Regions from separate parts of the Mus musculus genome. Here region 2 is linked to region 1. A link is a contact called in ENCODE Hi-C or POLR2A ChIA-PET data. All regions are on one chromosome and are shown on one strand. Each heading gives the region's core, a stretch centred on a gene start or an enhancer-like site at or near the end of the contact. The rest is flanking DNA. Distances are from core to core; before and after follow the strand shown. Region 1 holds the start of Pm20d1 (peptidase M20 domain containing 1). Region 2 overlaps Slc41a1 (solute carrier family 41, member 1).

Region 1 (7,797 bases), core at 3,680-6,179:
GATATTTTTAACATACAAACAGTAAAAATTAAAGACCTATATAGAAAAGATATCTGAATTAATTCTGAAAGGAAAAATGAGACTTTGTCAATTAGCAGGAATAGATCCATTAGAAATTGTGATACCTTGTTACTAATGCAAAAATTTCTTCATTATGGGCAGAAAATAAACATTGGCAAAGGGCTTCCAGGAATTTGGTGTGGGGTGGGGACTAGGGGAGGGGGAGAAATTAACGAATATCATCAAAACAAGTGACTTCTCACACATTACCAAGTCCTGCTGCAGCACACGGTGCAACCTAGGCTATCACTGGAACACAGCTTCTTTGTGCTCTCAGAAAACACTTCCCAGATTTCACCTCAATGATGCTGGTCTCTTCTTAATCACCACTAATGTCTTAGCTCCAGCTAACCAACATCAATAGTCCCAGAAATGCAATGTTTTCACTTTAGAAGTTCTGGTATCTTGTTAATCACAGCTGATTCTTCAGTCCCAGCTAACCAAAACCACAGAATCTTCACAATCAAAATAGCAATGGCCCTGATAAGAGTCTTTATCTTCCCTCTGAAATTTCACAAGTTAGGCCTCCATCTTCTGCACCACTCTCAACATTATCTTCCAAGCTCCTACAGAATATCCCACAGAGCTCTTAATACCCCAATGACTCTTCTAGCTCAAAGTTCCAAAATCCTTCCACAGTCCTCCCCAAAACATGGTCAGGTTGTCACAGGAATACCCCACTCCCAGTACCAATTTGTCTTAGTCAGGGTTTCTATTCCTGAACAAAATATCATGACCAAGAAGCAAGTTTGGGAGGAAAGGGTTTATTCAGCTTACACTTTCCACACTGCTGTTGATCACCAAAGGAAGTCAGGACTGAAACTCAAGCAGGTCAGGAAGCAGGAGCTGATGCAGAGGCCATGGAGGGATGTTCCTTACTGGCTTGCTTCCCCTTGCTTGCTCAGTCTGCTCTCTCATAGAACCCAAGACTACCAGCCCAGGGATGGCATCGCTCACAAGGGGCCCTCCCCACTTGCTCACTAATTGAGAAAATGCCTTACAGATGGATCTCATGGAGGCATTTCCTCAATGGAGGCTCCTTTCTCTGTGATAACTCCAGCTTGTGTTAAGTTGACACACAAAACCAGCCAGTACACTCTTCCAACCATCTCTTAACTCAATTATTTTGTTTAGACTAATCTAAGTTCTGCCATGTGGTTGTTTACTTACCTCTCCTCAGTTTCATACATCCAACTTTCTTCATGTCTGGCTGGTGAATTGCCCTCCTCTGACTCTTTCCCAGAGTTCTTTTCTCTACTGGATGTCCCACCTTACTAGTCTGCCTTTTGATGTAGGCCATAGGTGTTTTATCTTAATCAATCAGAAGGTGCCTTAAGCAGGTAAGGAAGGACAGAGATACATTACTCCAATAGGAAGTATCTGTCCTTGAACAAGGGTTTTACAAGTTAGAGGCATTTTTGTTTCATGGATCTTAGGTACAGTAATTAAAACTTAAAACACTGGGGGCTGGAGAGATGGCTCAGTGGTTAAGAGCACTGACTGTTCTTCCAGAGGTCCTGAGTTCAATTCAAAGCAACCATATGGTGGCTCACAACCATCTGTAATGGGATCCGATTTCCTCTTCTGGTGTGTCTGAAAACAGCTATAGTGTAGTCACATAAATTAAATAAATAAATCTTTAAAAACTTAAAACATAACTTTGGCTTTGCAGTGTCTCTGTAATCTGTTGACTTGAGTCCTCCACATAAATACTCAGAGTGGCTTAGCTAGGCTATGTGGTGATCTTTGTTTAGTTCGTTCTTTCTTTCTTTCTTTCTTTCTTTCTTTCTTTCTTATCAAGCCAGACAGGATCCCAGTACTGAGAGGGGTTAGTGGACAGAGGGTCCCACTCCTAAACAAAAACCTTGTAACTGATCCCTGCTGGCAAAGGAAAAACAAATTTTCTTCTATGGAGTGAAGGCCCAGAAGCAGTTAGCAAAAAAAAAAAAAAAGGAACTTAATGTTTCTTTTCTTTTCAAATTTTACAAAGCATTTAAATTTTTTTTAAACTGGATTTCTTTTAAAAAGCAGATTTTAAATACTTACGGGACATTTTAATGTATATAGCTCATATCTCTCTCTTGCTTCAAGATCTCCAAGGTTTAGAAAAGACAGTGAAATCCCAAACTTTCCTTTCTCTCCATTGCACAATTCTTCCTGATGTCTAACCATCCAAGCCTTTTTGGTTCAGGCTAATGGAGAGGAATCAGCTGCTGACTATAAACAGCTGTGAGCTCTGGATTTGCTGAAAGCTAATTGTGAACCAGTCTGGCTCGTGTGATTGCTCCCTGTCTCCTCAGCTGGGTCAGCTAACCAGCTGCTTCTGATGAATGCCCCGTTGCCTGAATCCCCTCCCCGCTTTTAACCCAGCCTTTCAGTCCTCCTGGGAAAGATCAGCAGTATCTAAGAGCCATATATTGCCCCATATCTTTAACTAGCTAAAATAACTAGGTCAAAAGAAAGCTCCTTAGCATAAAGGACAAAATGACTACCTATAGTACCCATCGGCATACCAGGAAAGGTGCCTGCGGAAAACCCAATAGGCCCAGATCTATCAACAGGTAGACTCATTAGCTGAAATAATTCTACAGTATGGCAAGGCAGTTGACCTGCTTTATGCAGAACAAGGAGGTATTTTGTGTCTATAAGAAAAGAACGTTGTTTCTATATGAATCACTCAGGAAACATTAGAAATAATCTGACTGTATTAAGAAAGCATTGCAAGAAGGAGGGGGGTGGCTGAGATGAAATAAATGACTTGCCACTCAGTCTCATCTCCAGGCTCTTCCTAGGTAGGAATGGATGTCAGCCATCGCAGGACCTTTGATCCTTCTGGCTCTGTTTTAAGTGCTGTTTTGGCTCTTGCATCATTCATGTCTTAACTGGATTAAACCCTACCACTAAGCTAATGGTTATTAGATCCCAATATAAACAGGTGCCCACATGGAAGTCAAGGATTTGACTCAGGATACAACTCCATGGGGGGGGGGGGGATGTGAGAACCAGTTGTTTTAATGATTGTGTCTAAGCGGTCCATAAAGCAAAAAATGCCTCTAACCTGTATGACCCTTGCCCCGGGAGAGATGCTTCTGAAAATGCTGGAGGCTAGTGTCCATGTTCTCACTCCCCTAAACTGGTTAGTTTGGCCCAACTGCACCCAATGTGCTTGATCACATGTGGGTGGGAGGTGCATGGGCAGGATTATTGCAGAATGCACGCCTGCCACATTTGGATGTAGCCCTTACTAAACTCACTAGAACACATACATGCACACACGAGAGCGTGCACACGCATGTGCACACACACACACCAGACAAAGACTAGTTGGGATAAGAGGTTATCAGTGGATGTGTGTGTGTGTGTGTGTGTGTGAGAGAGAGAGAGAGAGAGAGAGAGAGAGAGAGCGAGAAGAACAGCTTAGGAATAAATTTAATCAAAATATATACATGAATAAAGTGTACTAATGAAACCTGTCTAGAGGGACAGTACTGTGTTTCGTTTTCTCTGTCAATTAAAGAATTAAAAGGAAGATCTATTTTCAGAGTTCTAGTAGGACCATCATATTACACCCGAAAAATCAGAGCCCCTCTTGGGGTTCTTGGTGTCGTTAATAAAAGAATTTGAGAACCATCACAAATGGAAGCTTGAGGACAAAGAATACACTCTAACAGAAACTGGGGGACAGTTTGTTGGACTTTAAAAGGAAAACCCCCAGGGCAGGCAGGCTTAACCCTCAAAGCTTTGGGGAAGGGACCTGTAGCACTGGATTAGTTCTTTTTTTTTAATTGGTTATCTTATTTATTTACATTTTCAAATTTCAAATGTTGCCCCTCCCCTTGCCTGGTCTCCCCTCCCATTGATGCCAGACAAGGTCATCCTCTGCTACATGGGACCTCTGGACCCCTCCATGGCTCTTTAGTTGGTGGTTTAGTCTCTGGGAGCTAAGGGGGGTGGGGTCCAGTTAGTTGATACTGTTGTTCTTCCTATAGGGTTGCGATCCCCTTCAGCTCTTTCAGTCCTTCCCCTAACTCTTCTACTGGGACCCCTGTGCTCAGTCCAATGGTTGACTTTGAGTATCTGCATCTGTATTATTAGTCAGGCATTAGCAGAACCTCTCAGGGGACAGCTATACCAGGTTCCTGTCAGCAAGCGCTTCTTGGCATCAGCAATAGTATCCAGTTTAGTGTCTGCAGATGGGATGGATCCCTAGGTAGGGCAGTCTCTGGATGGCCTTTCCTTCAGTCTCTGCTCCGTTTTTTGTCCCTGTATTTCCTTTAGACAGGAACAATTCTGGATTAAAATTTTTGAGATGGGTGAGTGGCCCCAACCCTCAATTGGGGGCCACGCCTATCTACTGGAGGTGTTCTCTACAGGTTCTATCTCCCTTTTGTTGGATATTTCGGCTAATGTCATATCCATTGGGTCCTGGGAACCTCTCGCTTCCCTGGTGTCTGGGACTTTCTAATGGCTACCTCCAGTTCCCCCACCACCACCACTGCTACATATTTCTATTCATTTTCCCAAGGACACAAGGTCACATCTTGGCATGCTAAGAAAAGGTTCAAAACAGGAGCAAACTCGTCGGGGCTGGTTTGTCAAAGCACTACCTATCAACAGACACACTGTTGCAGTTTATGATGAAATTAAAGCTATAACACACACACACACACACACACACACACACACACACACACCTTTGCTCTCATGTAGTAAATGCCAGAACAAGAGCAGGCTAGTCCTGACCCTTGTCTAGAGGGCAGCAACTCAAGGGCGGGTCGCTCGATTGATTGGTTGGTTGCTGTCCAGGTCAATCAATGATTGGTCAGCAGCGAGTCATGCTTTAGGCTATTAGGTCCAAACTCTAGCCCGACTGGTGGCTTTTGGGGAGAGACATGGCTGAGCTACTTGCTAGCTTGCCCGCCTGGGCAGCTGTGCTCCTTCTCTTTTTCGCTACGGTCTCCGGATCCACTGGCCCTAGAAGCAGGGAAAATCGGGGGGCGTCCCGGATCCCTTCCCAGTTCAGCGAGGAGGAGCGTGTCGCTATAAAAGAGGCGCTGAAAGGTGAACCTCCGCCCCCTTGTTCTCAGATCTGAGTCCCTCAGTCCCAGAGGGCCTACCTCCCTCTGCTGAGGGACGCGGGCGGGCCCAGCCAGCGTTCTGCAAGCTTTCGGGACACTGTGCACTGGTCTAGCACTTGCGTCGGTAATCCCTTGCCTAGCCTAGAGGCTCCAGCTTCTCTCCTCTCAGCACTGTTGGCATCCACCCTACCCCTGTCTGCCTCCAAAAAGTATTTGTAGCACTTTCAACTCTAAATCTTTTAACCTTTTCAATCTCTGCGGTGCCTTAAAACAAAACTGTTTGGCTTCGTTAAATGATCTTCCCCAGGACTCCCTCAAGGACAAAGCTCTGGATAACATTGTAGAGTCAGTAGGACTCGCTGGCTCTGAAGAGAATGAATTATTCCTGGGGTGTATGTAATATGTAAGTAGTTCTCCCCTAAAACGGACTTAACAAGGCAACTAACTCATTGGACTTTCAGGAGAAAAGAGCATTTGTGCAGGCTGGTGGGACGGACGCCTTGTCAACTTCTCTTTTCTGTTCATTAAGTAGTGGATTCATTAAAAAAAAAAACTGCCTACACAAACATATGCAAGTCAACACAGTGATCAAATGCTAACCCTTAGTGGAAGATGGATTGTGCACATAGTGAAGTGAGATGCCTGGGAATAGTTTTCCCAGAGCATTGGGCAAATAGTCCTCTGCAAGCTGGTTGGTTGCCATCATCTGTCTATTTTTCTTCTTCTCTTTCTCTTTCTTTCCTTCTTGTTCTTTCTTCTACTACTTCTTTTTCTTCTTTTTTTTTCCTCCTCCTCCTCCGCCGCCTCTTCCTCCTCCTCCGCTTTTCTTCATCTTCTTCATCTTCTTCTCCCTGTCTCCCTCCCTCCCTCCTCCAAAGTTCTGGGATTACAGCTGTGCACCACCACATTCAGCTATGGTTTCAGACTTTTATCAGAAACACTCAACCTCTATCAACCTTAATCGTCTGTCTCTGACCACTGAATCCCAACAGGTGCCATCCAGATTCCCACAGTGTCTTTCAGCCACGAGGAATCCAACACCACAGCCCTTGCTGAGTTTGGAGAATATATCCGCAAAGGTCAGCTACAAACTAAGGGCTAAGGGTGGCAGACATACACTGGAGACTTTGTCCTTGATGGGCAATAAGGAAATATATTTTGCCATTAATAGAAGACAGTCACCTGCTCTGGGGTTGCCTTTTACTTTGTACATAGGATATATAAAGGGGTGAATCCAAATATTCCACAGTGGAGTATAAAGTGAGAACTATAGGTTAGCTTTTGAAGAACTAAAACTGGGAACTAACTGTGGGTTTGGGGTTTGACGCGCCTACATTTTCCCTAAATATGTATCAATTAACGAACTCTACCATTAACAGGTAACACAAGGGATTCACTCTCTTGTGCAAATGTCTAGAACTCTGTTCCAGCACTTCCACCCCTGTTACCATACACATACATGTGGCATGCAGGCACTATGTCTAGTGGGCTCCATTTACAGTAATTATTAACACACTCCTAAGGCCTGCCAGTAATGTGACTAATCTGCCCTGAGAACATCCATACCTGCATACAGAAGTATGGCTGGACAGAACCATTTTTATCTCCACAAAACACAGGGTGGAATGCACTTTTCTTTCTTAATGATAGCATCATTTATAATAACCTAAAATGGAAACAACCACGTATTCATCATTACACAAATAGACAATTAATGTATTCATATTATAGGTGCTGGAAAGATAAGGGCTCCGTGGTTAATTGTACTTACTGCTCTTCCAGAAAACCTGGGTTCAATTCCCAGCATCCACATGGTGATTCACAACCACCTGAATCTTCAATTCCAGGGGATCCAACACCCTCTTGGCACACACATAGTACACTAACATACAATCAGATAAAACATACATATATATTTTAAAGTAAGTAATAACAATTTTAAAAATATTAAATTCAACTGTCCATACCCATGGATTTCATATGTGTGGATTCAATCGACCTTTGATTGAAAATATTAAAAAAAGAAGCTAGGCATGGTGACTCACACCTGTAATCCCAGAACTTGGAAGGCTGAGGCAAGAGGATCATGGGTTTCTAGACTTCATGGTGAAAGCCTGCCACAGAACAAAACAAAACAAAACAAAACAAAACAAAACAAAACAAAACAAAACCATAAGAACTTGCTGTGCTGGATAGTTTAATGTCAACTTGACACAGCTAAAGTCATGAAGAGAAGAGAACCTCCTTCAAGAAAATGCTCTGTAAGATTGGGCTGTAGACAAGCCTGTGGGGCATTTTTCTTAGTGATTGATGGGAGAGGGCCCAGCCCATTGTGGGTGGGGCCACCCCTCGCTGGTAGTCCTGGATTCTGTCAGAAAGCAGACTAAGAAAGCCAGTAAGCAGCACTCCTCCTTGGCCTCTGCATCAGCTCCTGCCTCCAGGTTTTGGCCCTGTTGGAGATCCTGTCCTGACTTCCTTCACTAATGAACAGTGGCAAAAGAAATGTAAGCCAGTTAAACCGTTCCTCCTCCAGTTGCTTTGCTCATAGTGTTTCATCACAGCAATAGGAACCCTAAGACATTTGCATATGGCTCTGTCTCTCTGTCTGCCCCACCCCCATCTGTTTTGGTTTTGAGACAGGGTGTTATTATGGGGCCCC
Region 2 (7,797 bases), core at 2,624-5,123, 42 kb after region 1:
AGCTGCTTGCCCATTGTGAGCAGACGGAACAAGGCTGCTTAGGCCTCAGCTAAAGGGAGCTGGATCCCCAAGGCTGTCTCTCCCAGCCTTGTCCAACAGTAACGGTCCCGGGGCTCATGAGGCACCTCACAGGGGCTGCCTAAGAGCGGGGAAGATCTTCACCTTCCCCGGTGTTTGAAAAGCAGTGGCTGAAAGGTCAGAACTGCCATGGGGTCGGGAGTGCCTCTTCTTTCCTGGGAGTCTTCAGAGAGTCCAGGTCCTTTAGGAGTCACTACAAAATCCTAGGCCTAGGAGCTCAGACAAGGCTATGCTGCAGCCCTGCAACAAATGAGCTGTTCTCTGGATCCTGTTCACTTCACACACTCTAAGAACACTAACAAGAAGGCAAGTTCTTCGCCTTATAGGACCACCAGTGTCTTCATCTCTGCTCCCTGGCCCAACCTTGTGCATCTTGTTGTTTGTTTGTTTATTTGTGATAAAGTTTCTCTTTGTACCTCTAGCTATCTTCAGACTCCCAATCCTCCTGCCTCAGTCTCTGAATGCTAGAATTACAGACACACCATCTGGGTTGTTTGTATGTTTACTTTTAATGTTGCAGAAAATCACATAACACAAAACTATACCGTAACCATCTTGAAGTATGTAAACTACATTCTCAGCTCCACTCTGCATCCACGGAATGCTGATCCTGTTCTCTCCAGGCCCTTTGCCCTTAGCAACCACAATTCATTCTCTCTCTCTCTCTCTCTCTCTCTCTCTCTCTCTCTCTCTCTCTCTCTCTCTCTCTGTGTGTGTGTGTGTGTGTGTGTGTGCGCACATGTGCACACTTCTATGAATATGATGACTACTGCAGACCTTATGTAAGTGGAATCATGCAATATTTGCCTTGTCATGGCTGACTGTTGTGGTAGAATGTCCTTAAGAATGTCCTTAAGTTGTGGCATGGGACAGGATTTCCTTTTCAAGACAGTCATACTTCAATATTTGTATACCATATTGTACTGGTCCACTCAGCTATTGGTGGACAGTTGGATCAATTCTACCTCTTGGCTGTCATGAATACATGAAGCTATGAACAGGAGTGGACAGATATTTCTTCAAGATCCTGCTTTCACTCAGTTATTTTGGATAAATACTTAGGACTCAGGGCTAAGTAGTCAGGAGAAGAAATAGGATTGCTAGACCATATGGCCATTGTACTTGTTTAATTGTTCATTTGTGTGTGTGTGTGTGTGTGTGTGTGTGTGTGTGTGTGTGTGTGTTACATGAATTGTATACATGTTGTATGGGTATGTGCACATACATGGAGACCAGAGGTCAACATAGGACATTTTTTTTCTGTTGCTCTCCACCATATGTGTGTGTACACACACAAGCACTCTTTTTTGTGTATGCATGTTTTCCCTGCACATGCACATCTGTGCATCATGTGCATGCCTAATGCTTCTGGGGAGGCCAAAAAAGGGTGTCAAATCTCTTGGGAATTTAGACAGTTGTGAGCCACTATGTGGGTGTTGGGAATAGAACCCCAGTCCTCTGCTAGAGGAATGAGTGCTCTAAACCACTGTGCCATCTCCCCAGACCCACCTCTTACCTTAGCTTTTTGAGATAGAGTCTCTCACTGAACCTGCAGCTCCCTGATTGGCTAAGCTGGTGACTCATTAATCTTCAAGGCCCAGCAAGCCTTAGTGCTGGGGTTAGGGACACTGCTGAGCCTGGCTTTTCACGCGCAGGTTAGGGAATCCAGACTCTAGTACAGAGACTTGTGTAGCAAGCATTTTACAGACCGAGCCATCTCCCCAGCATATTTGGGTATTTATTTATTTGGTTGATTAGTTTGGGGTTTTTTTTTGGTTTTGGTTTTGGTTTCAAGACAGGGTTTCTTTGTGTAGCCCTGGCTGTCCTAGAACTCTCTGTAAACCAGACTGGCCTCAAACTCAGAGATCCACCTACCTCTGTCTCCCAAGTGCTGGGCTTAATTAAGGTGTGCGCCACCACTACCACCTGGCTTATTCATTTTTAAGACAGTCTTGCCACGTAGATAGCTGGCCCTGAGCTTTCAGAAATACCTATACCTCCCAAGTGCTGGGCATACACATGCAGTTGATTTTTAGTGTGAGGAACTGTCTTATTGTTCTTCAAAGTAGCCCCATTTTATAGTCCCACCAATAGTGCAGACATGTTCCCATCTCCATGTCTGTGCTAATACTTGGTATTTTCTGTTTGTCCTCTTAACTGTCTTAACAGGCATGAGGTGACCTCTCACTGTGGTTTGGATTGGCAGCCTTGTTCTTTAGCAGTAGGGTCGAGGGGCTGGAATTGCCTTATGAGCTAGCTCTCTAGTCTAGCCCCTGACCGCTTAAGCAGGAGCTTGGTGCCTTGTAGCATGTCTGAAGGCCCCAGCCTGCCATCCATCGTGAGAAAGCTTGCTGAGGAAGCAGCGTGAGAGCCCTCGCTGTATCTCTTAGAGGCTCATAAGGCTCTCAGCTCAGCACACTTACGTTACAGCTCCTTGTCTCCAGACACCCAAAAGAACCTGTATACCTCCACCTGCTGCCTGCCCCTCCTCCCCTCACAAACGTGCAGGCTTTCCATTCTTAGAACTCCATGCCCTTTAGGGCGGGAGGGTGGTGGGGATAATCCCAGCTTCTTTAGGGAAATCCTCAGTTTTGGTTACAACTAAGGGGACTTTGAGTGGCCAACCTAGGTTCCAACAGTAACTAAGACAGTACTTCCTGAGCCTCAGTTTTCTCATGCGCAAAATGGGAACAAAAAAAAAAAAAAAAAAAAACCTCTTTATTGGCTTGTTGAGGTGACTAAGTGAAAAAAAAATGCATTAACATAGGTTGGCCAAGGAAGTTGGTGGGAGAGCCAGGACTGATTGACCCAGGACTAGAACCCATATCTCCTGACTCCAGGCCCAGCCTCTCCCAACAGGGGTGTATTTGCTTCTGTTAGCTAAGAGATTGGGTGCATAGAAAGGAATCAGAAATCTATTGCAGATCAGCATAGGAGAAGCAATGTCTAAATTCAGAACCTGCTAGGGGAAAGTCACTGTGGCTGAGACCCAAAGCCCTTGGAAATAGAAACCAAACAAACGCTCTAGTCACCCCGGCCCCAGCCCTGTGGAGCTGAGCTCTCCACAGCTGAGACAACACCTCCCAAGGCCGAGGCCACAGAGCAACTGGATAAAGGCAGGCGAGGGGGCTGCAGAGTGCTCTCTGAGAGAGTATATCACTAAGGGTTCTAGAACATAAGCCAGCGTGGGGTGGCTCCTCTGCAAGGTCCCCATGAAAGCATATTAGAAGTCAGGCTAGGGATCCCTCCTGTTCTGAGATGGTGGCTAGGCTGTGCTTTTTGGAATTCATAGACTTATTCTACTTTTAGGCTTCTTGCGGGGAGGTAAGGTGCCTCTCGTGCTTGCTCCAGCTGGCCCTGTTTCCCTCTGCTGTCCCCTGACCCCACTCTGTTCAGCTCCAATGCCAGTCCTTTGAGGTACTGAAATTCTTGGACTCTGTGTTCATCTTATAGCACTGGGAGGTCTTCCAGAAGGTGACAGAGGTCTTCATCCTGGTGCCTGCACTGCTGGGGCTCAAAGGGAACTTGGAAATGACCCTGGCGTCGAGGCTGTCCACTGCAGTGAGTGTCCTAGCTGTGGGAAGTAGGGGAGAGGGTCAGGGAGAAGGTAGCAGGCAACATGGAGACTGGTAAGTCTCCACACAACTGCCTGGGCTGGGGGAGGAAAGGGAAGCCGTGGAGGGAGATCCCAGACTGGGTGTCCTGTCCCTGGGCAGGGGCTCCCTGCCCAGAATGGTTCCCAGGCTCAGGCTTTGGATGTCCCAGCCATCCCTGGATGCCTGCCCCACCTCCTGCTTTGCAACCTGCCTCGTGACTGTTTGTGCAGCTTTGACAGGCAGGCATCATGCTGGTCCCTCCAGCCACACAGGTGGGGGCCTCCTCTGATCTCCAGCCCTACTCTGCAGCTGGGCAGGAGCAGAGCCAGGCCTTCCCCACACCCCTTCAAACCACCCCCTTTCCCTGTGGCAGCTTATTCTTCAAGAGAATTGGCCTTTCCACCTCCCAAAATCCTTTAGATCAGCCACAGATAGACATTTCGTGGACTGAGCCCAATAGAAAGCCATGGCTGAGAGGCAAGAGGTGTTAAAACTCAGGACCAGGCATGTCTCTCCGTGGCCAAGTCTGGAGAAGATGGTGTTGAGGGCAGCTAGCCTAACCCACCCCAACTTGTTCTTCCTTTCTCCTGGCTGGTGCAACCCACTCTTTCCTTTCCAAATACTGGCAGCCTCAGCCCTTGGGCCAGCAACTGACCTTGCCTTCCCTAAGAGAACAGGCTGCTTCTGGGCCAGGACAGTTATACAGACCCATGCAGGAACGTGCTGCCTGGATAAACAGGACAGAGTGGGATCTGCCACAAGCCCCCTCACAGCCCAGAGTACACCTGCCCTGGGTGCTCTCTTGCTCTGGCCCTAGAGCCTTAGGCTATCTATATGCATTGCTTTTTTGATCCAGTCAAACAGATAGAGCCCCAAACCCTGTGCAGCCTGCTCCAGCCCCTCACCCTCCCTCTTTCAGGCCAACATTGGACAAATGGACACACCTAAGGAGCTCTGGCGGATGATCACGGGGAATATGGCCCTTATCCAGGTAAGAAAACATAGACCAGAGACAATAGGCTAAGCATCTCCTTAGTCAGGAATCCCTGAAAGGCTTAGGTCAGCCCAGCTGGATCCTATGTGATTCTCCGGCATCTGCAAAGTAGGCTAGGAGGTGACTAGTTACTCAGGAAAATGGCCAAGACAGGGAGTGCCCCAGCAGCTTCCATATCACATGTCCAGGCACTAGGTGGTTTGGGGGATTTTGAGCCTTCACTAATCTTTGCAGTAGAATCAGATGTGTGAATGTTAGAGTGTCCTCTGCCACTGCTGTCCCATCTTCCCAGGAGGCCACACAGATCAAATTTCTTCCCCCTTGAATCCTGGGCCTTGACTCTGACTGATCTCTGGGCTGTTGATTCTCACCCCATCTCCAGAGAAGCATCCAACCAGCCAGTAACATGTCTGGATTTTTGTAGGGTACATTACCCTATTCTAAGGTAGCACAAAAACTAAATAAAGTCATCCTTCTAGCCTGCAAGAACTGTAGGGCCCAGTCCTGCGTGCTTGCTAAGGACCAGGAATTACCCATTGGGTGTTTAGTGACCTCAGCTAAGGAGCTCTGCTCCAGACTCCACATTACCATGCCTCTCCCCAGGTACAAGCCACGGTGGTAGGCTTCCTGGCATCCATCGCAGCCGTCGTCTTTGGCTGGATCCCTGATGGCCACTTTAGCATCCCACACGCCTTCCTGCTATGCGCCAGCAGTGTGGCTACAGCCTTCATTGCCTCCTTGGTCCTGGGTAAGGAAGGGAAGGCTCAGGGTGTGGGGGTGCTGCTCACTCTGTCTTGCACGTCGACGTTCCCTTTTGTTTATTAATATCTTTTTCCCCTTCTCACCCTACCCGGCCTGCCTCTCCTTCCTCACCAGGTATGATCATGATCGGAGTCATCATTGGGTCTCGAAAGATTGGGATCAACCCAGACAACGTAGCCACGCCCATCGCCGCTAGCCTGGGCGACCTCATCACCTTGGCACTCCTCTCAGGCATCAGCTGGGGACTCTACCTGGAACTGAGTAAGGCTAAGGCCACTGAGAATGGCTTGGGTGGGACTGGGAGAGATAGGGACCATTTTGCAAGCGTGTGAAGATTTTTCCTGTACTGTTAACTGTACGAACAGTTTGTCACAACTTCTGGGCGCAGGGTAGCAAGGCTAGATAGACACTGATGTCAGATCCTGTAGGCAGGCACCAGAGGAAGGACCGTATCAGCACTCATCCCTGCCTGACCCTAGGGGTTTTGTTTCTCCTGGAGAGGTGAGATGTGGGGAAGGGAAAGGAAAGAATGGAAGACTAGAATCTGCTAGCAAACTGGAGAGGAGGATGGATGGGAGGCAGAGATTGCTGGGATCAGACCAGGAGACATACAGTCTGCTCTCTGCCTGTTAACTTTCTTGCCTCAACTGGGCATGGTGGTGCGCACGCACACCTATGATCCCAGCTACTCAAGAGGAAAAAGCAGGAAGACCGTATGAGGCCAACTTGGGCTCCATAGTATGGCACTGTCTGAGAAGCCATACAGTGCCTGGGTAGCTCTAATACTTCATTTCTTCCTCTGCAAAATGGGCAAAGCTGGCCTCATTGATGAGGTGAGGTGCTGTGCATCCAGGCACTTAGGGTAGAATGACTGACTGTGGATGAGCTGGTCTCTTGGGACATCTGCAGCTTAAGCTGGGGAAAGCTGGGAACTAAAGGTGCTTATTTCCCTCTGATCTCTGCCCCCACAGAGCACTGGCGATACATCTATCCCCTGGTGTGTGCCTTCTTTGTGGCCCTGCTGCCTGTCTGGGTGGTGCTGGCCCGAAGAAGCCCGGCCACAAGGGAGGTGTTGTATTCAGGCTGGGAGCCTGTCATCATTGCTATGGCTATCAGCAGGTATGCTGGGGCCCTGGGTTCTCATCCCCTGTACCAACCTCACCATAGACCCCATCTGAACCCCTAGAGGGGCAGAAACGGAGCACATACTGGAAATGCATTAGTAGTGTCAGCCATGTGTCCTACTGCAAGTGACAGGAATGATCTCTACTAGGTTTCATTCCAAAGCAGAACATACTGACCTTGGGAACTAAAAAGCAGCCGCATTCTGGGACACACGCAGTGTCGTCAGGGCCCAGAGTGACTCTCTGTCACTCTGCCTTCTCAGTAGGGGGTCAGCAGTCCAGGTTTTCACTCTTCTGACTCCTCCCCATTCCAGCAAGGGGACAGAGAGGCTTTCCCCCAACAGGGCACAGAGACCCAGTATAGAGTGTCACTGCTTCCTCTTCAATCGGTCACAGTTCTGTCCTTGTATCAGTCACTTGCTCTTGGAAATGCAACTGTCTGGTTGGACTGCCTGGGCTTAGCCACAGTTGAAGCACAGTGGCTGGGTTCGAGAAAGCCAGCTCCCTCAGGGAGGAGCCAGTGCAGTTACCCTTGAGGAAATCAGTGCTGAGCAGGCAGGCCACAGCGAGCCTCACTCCTCACGGGAAGGTGGCTGTGCCTTCCCTTCTTAACTGGAGTCACTGTGCCAAGTCAGGAGATTATGAGCGACAACTGTTGCATGCACGAGAACTAAAGACTGAAAGGAGAGACTCCTGGAAGCCACTTTGCTGTCCTTGTCCCCAAGGTTAGCTAGGCCTATGTCTCTTTGTCCCAGAGACTGGAGCAGAACCTTCCATGGTTTTTATGTCATTTGTCTTCATGTCTGTATAGTGTGGGAGGTCTCATCCTGGACAAGACCGTCTCGGACCCCAACTTTGCAGGAATGGCTGTCTTCACACCTGTGATTAATGGTGAGACCTTAGCATCAGCTGCTGGGGGAACGAAAAGGCTTCTGTGTCACTCAGGGCTCCAGCAGGCCAGAGAATCTAGCTCAGAGAGAACAAGACCTAATAAAGATAGAGATGGCGTGACAGGACCAACAGGGGACCGTGAGAAACCCAGAAATCAGCAACATGAAAGCTTCTAGCCCTGAAGGGCCAGGGAACCCAGAAATTGTCTTGTGGGAGCCCAGTTAGAATTTCACCCCGCTCCCTACAAGAGTAAGCTCCTGCCAAAAAAGCATAAAAGGATCCAGAAGGAAAATAGAAAACACTAAACCCCTCTCCTTGTTTACCTGCGGGGGCCTTCCACTGCACAAGTCTA

Evidence for each region. A loop is a pair of places that touch in the nucleus more often than their neighbours do. ChIA-PET counts read pairs that join two places held with the same protein, here RNA polymerase II (POLR2A).
Region 2: a loop to region 1 is called in a map of heart, with 1.9 times the contacts of the local background. The contact joins the enhancer-like site here to the promoter of Pm20d1 in region 1. A Hi-C loop is called at or near these places in 1 of 37 maps with a recorded cell type or tissue (heart). POLR2A ChIA-PET finds 5 or more read pairs at or near these places in 3 of 5 experiments (all embryonic stem cell).

Annotation. Positions count from the first base shown.
Region 1 is chr1:131,792,466-131,800,262 of GRCm38, forward strand. It overlaps Pm20d1 (peptidase M20 domain containing 1), which reads left to right and starts at 4,930. Exons shown (of 13, transcript NM_178079.3): 1 at 4,930-5,121; 2 at 6,131-6,217. The coding sequence starts at 4,953.
Region 2 is chr1:131,835,584-131,843,380 of GRCm38, forward strand. Slc41a1 (solute carrier family 41, member 1) reads left to right here. Exons shown (of 11, transcript NM_173865.3): 3 at 3,532-3,639; 4 at 4,594-4,665; 5 at 5,272-5,416; 6 at 5,545-5,691; 7 at 6,402-6,549; 8 at 7,366-7,445. Among named protein-coding and RNA genes, the nearest start is that of Slc41a1, 11 kb to the left of the region's middle. Within about 2 kb of position 3,874, at least 1 of the 3 ENCODE cell types and tissues checked has a DNase peak (open chromatin) inside an H3K27ac peak, as active enhancers do.